Linked DNA regions of Mus musculus: all the other regions are linked to region 1. The links are chromatin loops, found by intact Hi-C in ENCODE. Cell type or tissue: left cerebral cortex. All regions are shown on one strand.

The links. A loop is a pair of places that touch in the nucleus more often than their neighbours do. Peaks named below come from ENCODE experiments on the same cell type or tissue, not always from the same donor. Only the 100,000 strongest peaks of a DNase experiment are listed, where the experiment ranks them.
Region 2: it touches region 1 in a loop (2.4-fold over the local background); 3 of 42 quality-filtered maps call a loop at or near these places.
Region 3: it touches region 1 in a loop (2.4-fold over the local background); 6 of 42 quality-filtered maps call a loop at or near these places.
Region 4: it touches region 1 in a loop (2.6-fold over the local background); 2 of 42 quality-filtered maps call a loop at or near these places.

What each region holds. Positions count from the first base shown.
Region 1 is chr3:36,639,508-36,642,007 of GRCm38, reverse strand. It overlaps Trpc3 (transient receptor potential cation channel, subfamily C, member 3), which reads left to right. Exons shown (of 12, transcript NM_019510.2): 8 at 1,229-1,424. Among named protein-coding and RNA genes, the nearest start is that of Gm35856, 14 kb to the left of the region's middle. In left cerebral cortex, a CTCF peak has its summit at 1,027 (motif pointing left); no DNase peak of the experiment used is centred here; H3K27ac peaks cover 68 bases.
Region 2 is chr3:36,729,341-36,731,840 of GRCm38, reverse strand. No RefSeq gene overlaps it. Among named protein-coding and RNA genes, the nearest start is that of Trpc3, 40 kb to the right of the region's middle. In left cerebral cortex, no CTCF peak of the experiment used is centred here; a DNase peak (open chromatin) is centred at 1,510.
Region 3 is chr3:36,839,744-36,842,243 of GRCm38, reverse strand. No RefSeq gene overlaps it. Among named protein-coding and RNA genes, the nearest start is that of 4932438A13Rik, 22 kb to the left of the region's middle. In left cerebral cortex, a CTCF peak has its summit at 1,116 (motif pointing left); a DNase peak (open chromatin) is centred at 1,112.
Region 4 is chr3:36,750,835-36,753,334 of GRCm38, reverse strand. No RefSeq gene overlaps it. Among named protein-coding and RNA genes, the nearest start is that of Trpc3, 62 kb to the right of the region's middle. In left cerebral cortex, no CTCF peak of the experiment used is centred here; a DNase peak (open chromatin) is centred at 1,023.

The DNA.
Region 1 (2,500 bases):
GAGTGTGGATTCTTGTGACCAGAATTCAGGCATCAGGGCTGGGTGTTTAGAGTGAAAAGCCTTCCCTTCACACCCTAACCCTCAGTCTATGAGCTGAATTTCATTTTCGGAAACCATGGTTTCTTTTGAATACTTTTGGAGATTTTTTTCCCCAAAAGAAGAATATAAATATCCAGATAGCCCTCTCTTTTGTGTTTAGATGACTCAGTATTTCACAGATGCTACATTTGATTTTTTTTACTTAATGTATCCTAGCTATCCCTTATACTATAACTGTATGAAGATAAATCTGCCTCGTTATCCCCAGTGGCTGCACCGCATTCCACCATTGGGATACACCAAAACTCTTTGGCCTGGTTTCTGGATATTGAGCTTGGTTTTGTTCTAAGTATGGACAAATTCCTTCATCGTGAGCCATGGTGAGGGGAGATCCTTTTTGAAGTGGGTGTTTCATTTCCAACCTAAGCCAAGGAGTTGGATTTAAACTTCCAAACCACCTACAAAATCAGACTCCAACCTTGCACCATTCCAGAAGAAAAGTAAGGGCCTTCTGAAGTAACTTCTGCTTTCTCCTGTTAACCAAATCTTCATCAGAATAACTTCAGAAAAGCTGGGCATTGACACCAGCCCCTGAAACCCCAGGATATAATTGCTGCTAAGTACTCCAACAATGTAGGCATGGTGGCACATACCTGGAATGCTACCTCTTAGAATCTGGATGCAGGAGGATCAATTCAAGGCCATACTGTCTCAAAAACAACTTGAAAAAATAATATACCATAACAGAACAATTCTTAAAATGTTTTTAATTCTTAAAACATATTTTTCACTCTTAAATTTTAATTTTTAAAATATAACCAAAAAACTCTTTAAATTCTTATTAGAAGCAATTATTACAGGGCTAGAGAGATGGCTCAGCAGTTAAAAGCTCTGGTTGCTCTTGCAGAGGACCTGGGTTCAATCCCAGAATCCACCTGCTTACAACCATGTGTAACTCCAGACCTAAGGTATCTGACGCCCTCTTCTGGCCTCCACAGGCACTGCATGCACACAGTGGACAGACACATGCAGACAAAACACACAAAGTAAATAGTATTTTCTTAAAAAGCAGTTGTTAGGAATGTATGATGATAGCATTTCATAATAATTTTACATCTGTATAGCATTAGATACTAGCTTGTTTTTAATACTGGAAGCTACTCATTACCGTGTCTTTATTGTTCAACAGGGTTGAAGAAAGTTTCAAGACTTTGTTTTGGTCCATATTTGGACTGTCTGAAGTGACTTCTGTTGTCCTCAAATATGATCACAAATTCATAGAGAATATTGGCTATGTTCTTTATGGGATATATAATGTAACTATGGTGGTCGTTTTACTCAACATGCTAATTGCTATGATTAATAGCTCATACCAAGAGATCGAGGTGAGTGTTCCATCCCTGTGTGTCTCAGAAGTTCTAAGACTATTGGTTAGAAGTACTGGCTGCCGGGGAGGGGGAGGGAGCGGATTCTTATCTGCTGGGCCACCCACTCTGATCTGACTATGTTCTTTAGGCAAAATGTTCAGTGTCTGTTAACCACTCTGCTTTGGATTTTGGATTTGTCCATTCCATAGCTTCCTCCTTTGTTTTGTACTTTTTGTATATCTTCTGCTCTCAGAGATCTTGGCTTAGCTGTGTGTTACCTCCACCAAATAGCGATGCTTGCCCGGGTTTTTGAAGACAGGGTCTCACTCTAGAACCAGGCTACCCAGGGCATCACGATGCTACCCAGACCTCAAACTCATTGAGCCTCCACCTACTTCATGATCCCAGGTGCTCAGATTGCAGCTGTGCGTGCGGCACCAGGCTTAGCTTCTATGTGCATTTTGGGAATGGATTCCCATACATAGCGCCCCCAGCACAGAATGTGTCGGTTATTTTACTTGTGGATATGACAAAGCAAATGAAGGAAGCAAGAGTTTATTTTTGGCTGACAATTCAGGGTACAGTCCATTCTTAGTCAGGACACAGTGAAAGATGGATATTGGACCTTGGCTCATTTTCTCCTCTTATGTAGTCTTGAGTGTAGTTGAGACTACCCACAAGGAGTTTGTCTCTTAGGCAATCCTAGATCCCATCATGGTACCAACCAGAATTAACCAGTACAGGAATCCCACCGAGACCAAAGGACAGTACTGTGAGTGTCTGCTTGTGTGGTGGCATCAGTGTAGGTACTGAGGACTAAAGGAGCTCATATCCTATGCCTGTGGCCCTGCTTCATGTCCTTTATCAGTGAGGATAGTTGTACCAATCACCATGGGGAGCACTGGGAATAGAAAAGCATAAAGACAAGTCTCGGCCACTGTAGGATTCATGTGACATGTGGAGACATGTAGTACAAATACAAACTTCAAAATGTAATTGATCCAGTGAAATGTGTTGGCTTATGTCTGTTATCCAGGACTTAGGAGAAAGTGGCAGAGGGCTAGCCTGAGCTACAGTGTAAGTTACAGGCCAGT
Region 2 (2,500 bases), 90 kb before region 1:
CCCAGAATAACCCACCTTCTCCTTGAGAGCCTGGGCCTTCGTCAGTCTCTGCCCAGGTGCCCTATATCCTGGTGCTAGGCTGGGCACTGGGGAAGGGCCTATCCCAGAATCAAAAATCTGTACTTCTCAGGAGTGGAGAGATCCAAGAGAAAGGGGGTTAATTATTTGGAGCCTGTATCTACCTGTCCCAGAACCCAGTTCGCCTTAGAGTTTCTGATAATGTAAACTTCAGCCAGAATGAGTTGTTTGCAATAGACAATCCTGATCATAACAATAGCTGTAGGGAATATTTATTTAGTGGTCTCCCTTTACTCTATTTCTATTTTGCTACTAAATTCTTGAACTTGGATGCAAGTCACTCACAGGATCATTTCAAAGGTAACATGCCAAAGCACATTGAAGGTCTCCTGCCCTCTGTAGCACTTACACTTGACCATCAGGGAACTTCACCCTAGAACTATTTAGAGGACTCACATCTTCATTTTCCTTACTATGTCTGCTACTTGGCTTCCCATCTATAAACTCCTTAGCATCTCATAAGAGAGAGGGAAAGTGAAGAGCGGGAGCCAGGCTTCCTTAGGGGCTAAAGATGGATTCTGGAAGATTCCACTACCTGTTGCTTCACATATTATACCAGTATTCCTTCTTTTTCTTATCTTCTTCTTCTTGCTCTTCTTCTCCTCCTCCTTCTCTTCTCCCTTCTTCTGCTCCTCCTCTTCCTCCCTTCTTCCTCTTCCTCCTTTCTCTATTTCCTTCTGTTCTTCCCTTCCCTCCTCCTCCTTTCTTCTTTTCTCCACCTCTTCCTCCTCCTTCCTTCTTCTTCATGTGAGAAAATATTTTTACATAAGAGAGATTCTTTGACCACTAAAATATATTAATTGACCTGCTTTGAGCTGTAAGTGAAAAAAAAAACCCTAAACAAATCTAAACAATAAAAGATTCACATACCAAGAATCCTAAGTAGAAGGAGTTCATGGCTGATTTATTCAGAAACTAGTTGATGTATTTTCTTTCTGTACTGTCTTTTAAGAAAGCATTTTTATTTATGTGGTTGGAGCAAATCCAGGCATCATCTCATAGAAACAGCATCCAGGGAAATAGAGGTATTTCTCCTTGTGTCCCTTTTCATCAATGAAGAAATCCAGTCCTGTAAGTCATGTGTTCAAAGTAAGAACAGGGTGTGCTCTATCAGCTTTGGCCGTCTTCTCCAGCTTGGAGAAATTGCCAGCGCCTCCTCAAAGGATAGTGTGGATGGAGGAATGTGAAGAAGGCTGATGAGGGAAGTGGACAAGAACATTGGCAGAGCTAGGGTCACTGTTGTCTTGTGAAGCTGCACAGAGCTCAGCCCCTTGCTCAGCTGTCACGAAACTCATCGACTGAATAATATGTAAGCAGGGTGTCAGTTACCTCCACCAGAGCATTGGAGGGGTGTCATCTGCACCTTCCTCCTTTTTGTCTTTGGAGAAAAGCAAGATAAGACTTAGCTTTGCAGACTTGAGCGGAAAAGAAACCAAAAGAAGGTGGAGACAGGAAAGGAGCCACCCACACAGGTATGAGCAGTGGAAGAGAGCAGGGGACAGACAACAGAGCACAGGAATGGGGAAAGGAATGCATAAAGGAGTTGTCACACTCTGGCTGGGGAGGGGGGGGGTGAACCAAGGCAACAGAGCTGGCTGTCCTCCATAGGGGCTGGCCCACCAAACATGGTTGGCCTCACAGCTGCAGAACAACCCTTATATTTGCTTACAGCTATTTTTGGTTTGTAGTTAGAAATATAGGGAATCACAGATAAAACCTGTCCTTGGGATGGTGCCCTGTGACTGTTCAGGATTAATCACAGCAAGTGGAGTCAACCCATGAGAACCGATGGATCCTGGTCATCAGATGACAAGAGGGCGCTGGCCTTTACAAGTGAGTAAAATGTGTGGCGTCAGCATAGTGAAAGGAAGATGACAACCCATTTTTCCAAGTTACAGCGTGGCTTAGAAAGGTTTGTTTCCTAAATTTAGGACTTACACATTTGAAGTGCTGAGATCTGGGAATTTGGGGATACTAATATAGCAGATACAATTTATAAACATATTTCACTATTAATATAAATGTGTATCTACTCAAAGTCATTAGCTACAGACATGGCAGAAATTACCGCAATCAGTGGAGAAGATAGAAAGCCATAGAGAATTCTAATCAGGTTACAAAAATAAAATCTCAATAAGGAGGCAAATGAGAAGACTTGACCTTCTAACTTGGACTTGAGCATGCCCTGCATTTACCCTGGCCTCTCCCTGTAAGAATATGTAACATTAGGACTGAGACAAACAGCTGCCATTATTAACCACCGATGAGGCTAACGCCTGGGTTTTCACAATGATTAAAAGTGTGCCCATGTCACAGAATCTAAGATTTCTTTTTGCAAAGGTCTATATGTATTGTGAGCAGAAAGAATATAAAAGTTTTATGTTGCTCTGAACCGACTATAGTCACTGAAATCTTTCCTAGA
Region 3 (2,500 bases), 200 kb before region 1:
TGGAAGCAGATCTCAATGCCCACCACAGATGGCGAGTTACTACAAACTATAGTACACACACCTAGCACAGACATGAAACAGATGAAAAATGAGAGGAGGAGGAAGCAAGGAACTGAAGGAGGAGGATGATATAGAGAACATCTTTGGGTGCTGATATGATGTGATCCTGGGCCAGTACCCACACTGCGTGGCTCTCGTGGCTCACAACTGCCTATAACTCAGCTCCAGAGGGGATCCAGTGCATCTGGTCTCTGCATTGTGAATGACATCTGCATTCACATGCATATACCTCATAGAGATACACATGCATAATTTAAAACAAAGCAGATCTTTTAGAAATTACCTTTCCGAATAAGGCGTTAGCCTGGGTCTGGAGATGGTTCAGTGCTTTAAGAGCATGTGTTGCTCTTGCAAAGGACTTGGATTTGTTTCTCAGCATCTATATTGTGGCTTACAACCATTAGTAACTTAGTTCCAGGGGATTAGATGCCCTTTCCCGGCCTGCATAGACACCAGAAGTGAGCATGATATGTAAGCATAAATGCGGGCAGAATACTTATACACATAAAATAAAAAGAAAGCCAGGTGGTGGTGGCGCACGCCTTTAATCCTAGTACTTGGGAGGCAGAGGCAGGCAGATTTCTGAGTTCAAGGCCAGCCTGGTCTACACAGTGAGTTCCAGGACAGCCAGGCAGGGCTATACAGAGAAGCCCTGTCTCGAAACAAACAAACAAACAAACAAACAAACAAACAAATAAAATAAAAATAAAAGAATAAAAAATTAAAAGAAAATATGAAAATAATAACAATAAATAAACTTCAAAAAATGGAGTCTGCACATCAGGCAGTGGATATTAAGCTCCTATGACCACAACAGATATTGTTTGAGGTTCAGGAGATACAGAAACGGAACAGAGCAAAGTCTCTGCTCCCATTTAACACCACTCCAAAATTCAACCATAAGTGGTAAATAAATGTAGAAAGAGAAACAGCCCTGTGGTAAGAACGGCTTTTTTAGGAAGGAAGATTCTGATTGATGAAACCCACTCGGACTTCAAACCTTACTCTCTCTCCTTCACACAGCCCGAAGGGTGATGAGGGGGAGAGAGTCTCCACCTAGTGGTGGCTAAAAGGCTGACAAGGCAACTGTTCTGAGTTCGCAAAGAGAGTGCATGAATAACACTTCCCAACCTTTGGGAAGCCACATCTGTGTCAGTTTGCTGTGCTCCAGAGCGCAAAGACCCCTGAGTCCGGAGATACACTGCTTTGTTCTGTTTAGCAGATTAAAAAAAAAAAAATACCCGATTGATGGATAATGAGAAGCAGGGACCAGAGAGTGGAACATTTCAGGCCGGGGGGGGGGGGGGGGGGACAGGAGAAGCTGGAGCACACTGGGAGGAAGTGACGGTTCCACAGGTCCCCTTGACGAGGCTGGAGTACTGCATTTAGCCAAACAGTAGCCCTGGAGCTGTTGTATAAATTAGATACCAAATCCTCTATAATTTTGAATTAGAGCTGAGTTTTACATTATCTACAACTCTAAGATGTTATGATCTCAGTGACTTGTGCTGATAACACAGTTCCATGTATTTCTGTCTTGTCACCTGAATTAATAAGTGAAGAAATTATTAAATTTCAGGTGGAGTTCAGAAAAAAACAGTGTCATTATTTCCCACCTAAATTTATGAATCCCCTATAAAGAATTCCAATTCCCAAACCATAAAGAAGTGTGATTATTATGTGTCAATTTAAGCATATTTAAGTATAAGACGCAAACAAAGGAATTCTGGCTTGTACAAACGCTTGTGATGATGTCAGGCTTCAGATTTCAGGGTCCTTTCTTATGGTCATCTTCTTAATCCATGAAGTGTGTGATTGGACCTAAGGGCTTCTTTACTTGAGTGTTTAACGTGACAGGCACCCAGCCTTGTAGGCATAATGTTTTCTGGCACTGTGTTATTCAAATACTAATTCCCCTACCAGTAGCAGTGAGTTTTTGCTACACCGATTTGAGCTCCCAGCTCATCTCCCCAGTTGCTACCTTGGATCTGCAGATGAAAGATATACACATACTAGCTCATTTTTAATCTGCCTTACTGGCTCAATGGCTGGGTTCTTCTAAGCCTCCTGCAGCTAGCATGCCTTCCCCTTTAGTCCTAGCTCAAGACCTCTAAATTTTCCCTCAGTTTAGTTGTCTAGTAACCTTCTGTGAAGCCCATTCATCTTCCTGCCCAAGCCATTTCGTGCTGCCCTTCTATGGTACACTTTCCCTTTCTGCCTACATTTTGGCAGATCTCCCCTACAGCTCTGAGTCTGTTCCATCTCTCTCCTCCAAGTATATCGATTCATTCTCTCTCTCTCTCTCTCTCTCTCTCTCTCTCTCTCTCTCTCTCTCTCTCTCTCTCTTAGCCTGCAGGAACCTGGAAGACCTGCCTCTTTATTTCTGCCCAACCACTAGCCACTGGCATCTTTGTTGATTGATCAAGAGCCAGTTGGGGAC
Region 4 (2,500 bases), 110 kb before region 1:
ATTTCATATATTTATATCTTCAACTCTATGATTACTCCCATTTTCTAGACAAGGGGGTCTAAGAGCCTAAATTATCCAAAGTGACACATATAATAACTGTTAACATTTAGGACCTACACCCAAATCTCTCACATATCAAAGTGGCATTTTTTTTCCTCATGTCAAATGGTAAGGGATAGCTTGCCCCTCAAAGACTAATCAATTTGGGAGAGGGTAGGAATTAATCTGCCTTAAAACCAAATATGGTTCCATTCCAGGTTCCTAATCCCGGCTGGAGTTCAATGACGGAAATAATCTCTCTGTTCTGTAAATGAAGACACAGGCTTTTGTGGAATGAGTCGTTTCCTTGAAGTTGCACAGGCATTCAGTAGCCTAAGCTAACTTCCTGCCATCCCAGTATCTCTGTCTGGTATGTTGCGATGAGTTGAATCTGGCCTTCTACATCTGTGAAGCCTGTAAATAGGCATGTTTATCAGAACAGAATAGGGCCAGATATAGCTTCCGGGGTTGGGTGGAGTGCCTGTTCCTCAGAGTAATCAGGCTTAGCCTCTTACAAACCATATGTAAGAGAAGTTGTCAGTGTGGAGAAATATTTATCAGGATGAACCCATAGGCCTAGGATCAATTGAACCTAAGACTAAATTGGATGTTCAGTGGAATAAATAGCCCAATGGGGCAATTCCAGGCACAGGACTAGCCTTGCTGGAGCTGAACTAAAGTTGAAACTTAATTGATAGACAGAAGCATTTTCAGATTGATATTTGTTAAGTTTGATATTATGTAAACATTGTAAATTGGTAGATACAGTTTGGCTACATCTTTAAAACAGTAGCAATAAGAACACTGGAAAGGCAATGGAGTGTTACAGTGTAGCTATCATTGTTCTCTACTTACAGCTTGCCTCTCTGCCCCCACATAAAGCTTCTTTCTCTCCAGTCACGATACACCTGTGGTCCACCTCCCACAGAGACATTTGAAGAAGCTTCAAACTGTGCTGGGTAGGAGGGTTGGGGAGTCCTAACAAGGTAAAAATTGAAGTTGGTGCTTCTGAAACTTAATGGGATTCAGAGATGCCCTGGAGAACACTTGTGCACATGTCTGGGCATCCCCCAGACTTCCTGAATGGGCAGCTGGTGTCTCCAGCATACATAACAAGGTGGCGGGCACAGTGCTGCCTCTTTGGGAACCTCAGGTCTCCTGTTTCTCACCACCTGAGCTCTCACCCAGCCGCAGGTCATACACTTGAGGATAGAGTTAGGATTCCAAACTGAAAAGAATATCAGAACATCTATTCTCACCATGAGCAGAAACCAAAGGATGTAAAGTAAAAACAGAGAAATGCCGACTGCCTTGTCACAGTGTGCTACCTCACCAGGCTCTTCTAGATATAGATTGTCAAAGAGAACAACACAGATTTCCTCACTTAGCTAATTCCCCAAGGGCATAGGACTAAAGGAACGATAAGAGAAAGAAATGAAGAAAATGAGGTGAAAGGAAAAGAGCAGGAAGAACTCACACTTTAATTCAGATTTCCTATTTTAATTTCTTCATGAAGCATACAGTCGGGACAAAGAAAGCAAGACTCCCAGACCTTCATAGTACATGTTCTGCCTGGTTTGATGTCAACCTGACACAAGTCAGAGTCATTTTGGAAGAGAAAACCTCAAATAAGAAAATATCTCTACCAGGTTAGTCCATGAAGCATTCTCTTGATTGATAGCTGTGGAAGGAGGCCCCTGTGGGTGGTGCCACCCCTGGGCTGGTGGTCCTAGGTGTTATAAGAAGGCAGGCTGAGAAAGCCACAGAGAACAAGACAGTAAACAACACCCCTCTATAGCTTCTGGTTCAGTACTTGATCAGGGTTCCTGCTCTGACTGAATTCCTGTCCTGACTTCCCTCTGTGAAGGACTGTTCCCTGGAAGTATAAGATGAAATTAACCCTTTCCTTTCCAGTGTTCTATCACAGTAATGGGAATCCTGGGTAGAATAATATATGAGAGCTGGGGGGGGGTCCCTTTTATAGGAAGGGAAACTGAGGCACAGAGACTTAGGCAAACTCTGCTACTCTTCTGCAGCAATGAACAACTTAGTAGATGTCCAGATGTTCCCTACCATCATCATCCCTCAGGAGAGTTCTAAAGGCCTTCTGATTAAAAGGGAAAGAACACGAAGCTGGAGTCTGAGCTCTGCAGCTCCTCTCTGGAGCCATCATTCAGTCAGTGTGATGAAAGAATAATTTCTCCCCACAGGGTTGTCCCAGGGACCCATGATGGAGAGGATGTAACGTCACATGTTATAAACTGAGAAACACTGAGAGGTCATGGTGACACTACAGGGTGGATCTGATGTGACCCAGGGCCTGTTGGCATTCCAGAGCTGAGTGGGAGGAGATAGGAAAGGACAGACATCTTCAAGAAATGGAAACAAACTTCTGAAAGCTTAGATTTCATTTTTCTAGTGCTCAATGGAAAATGTTGGCAACGATGTGGCCTAAAAGACA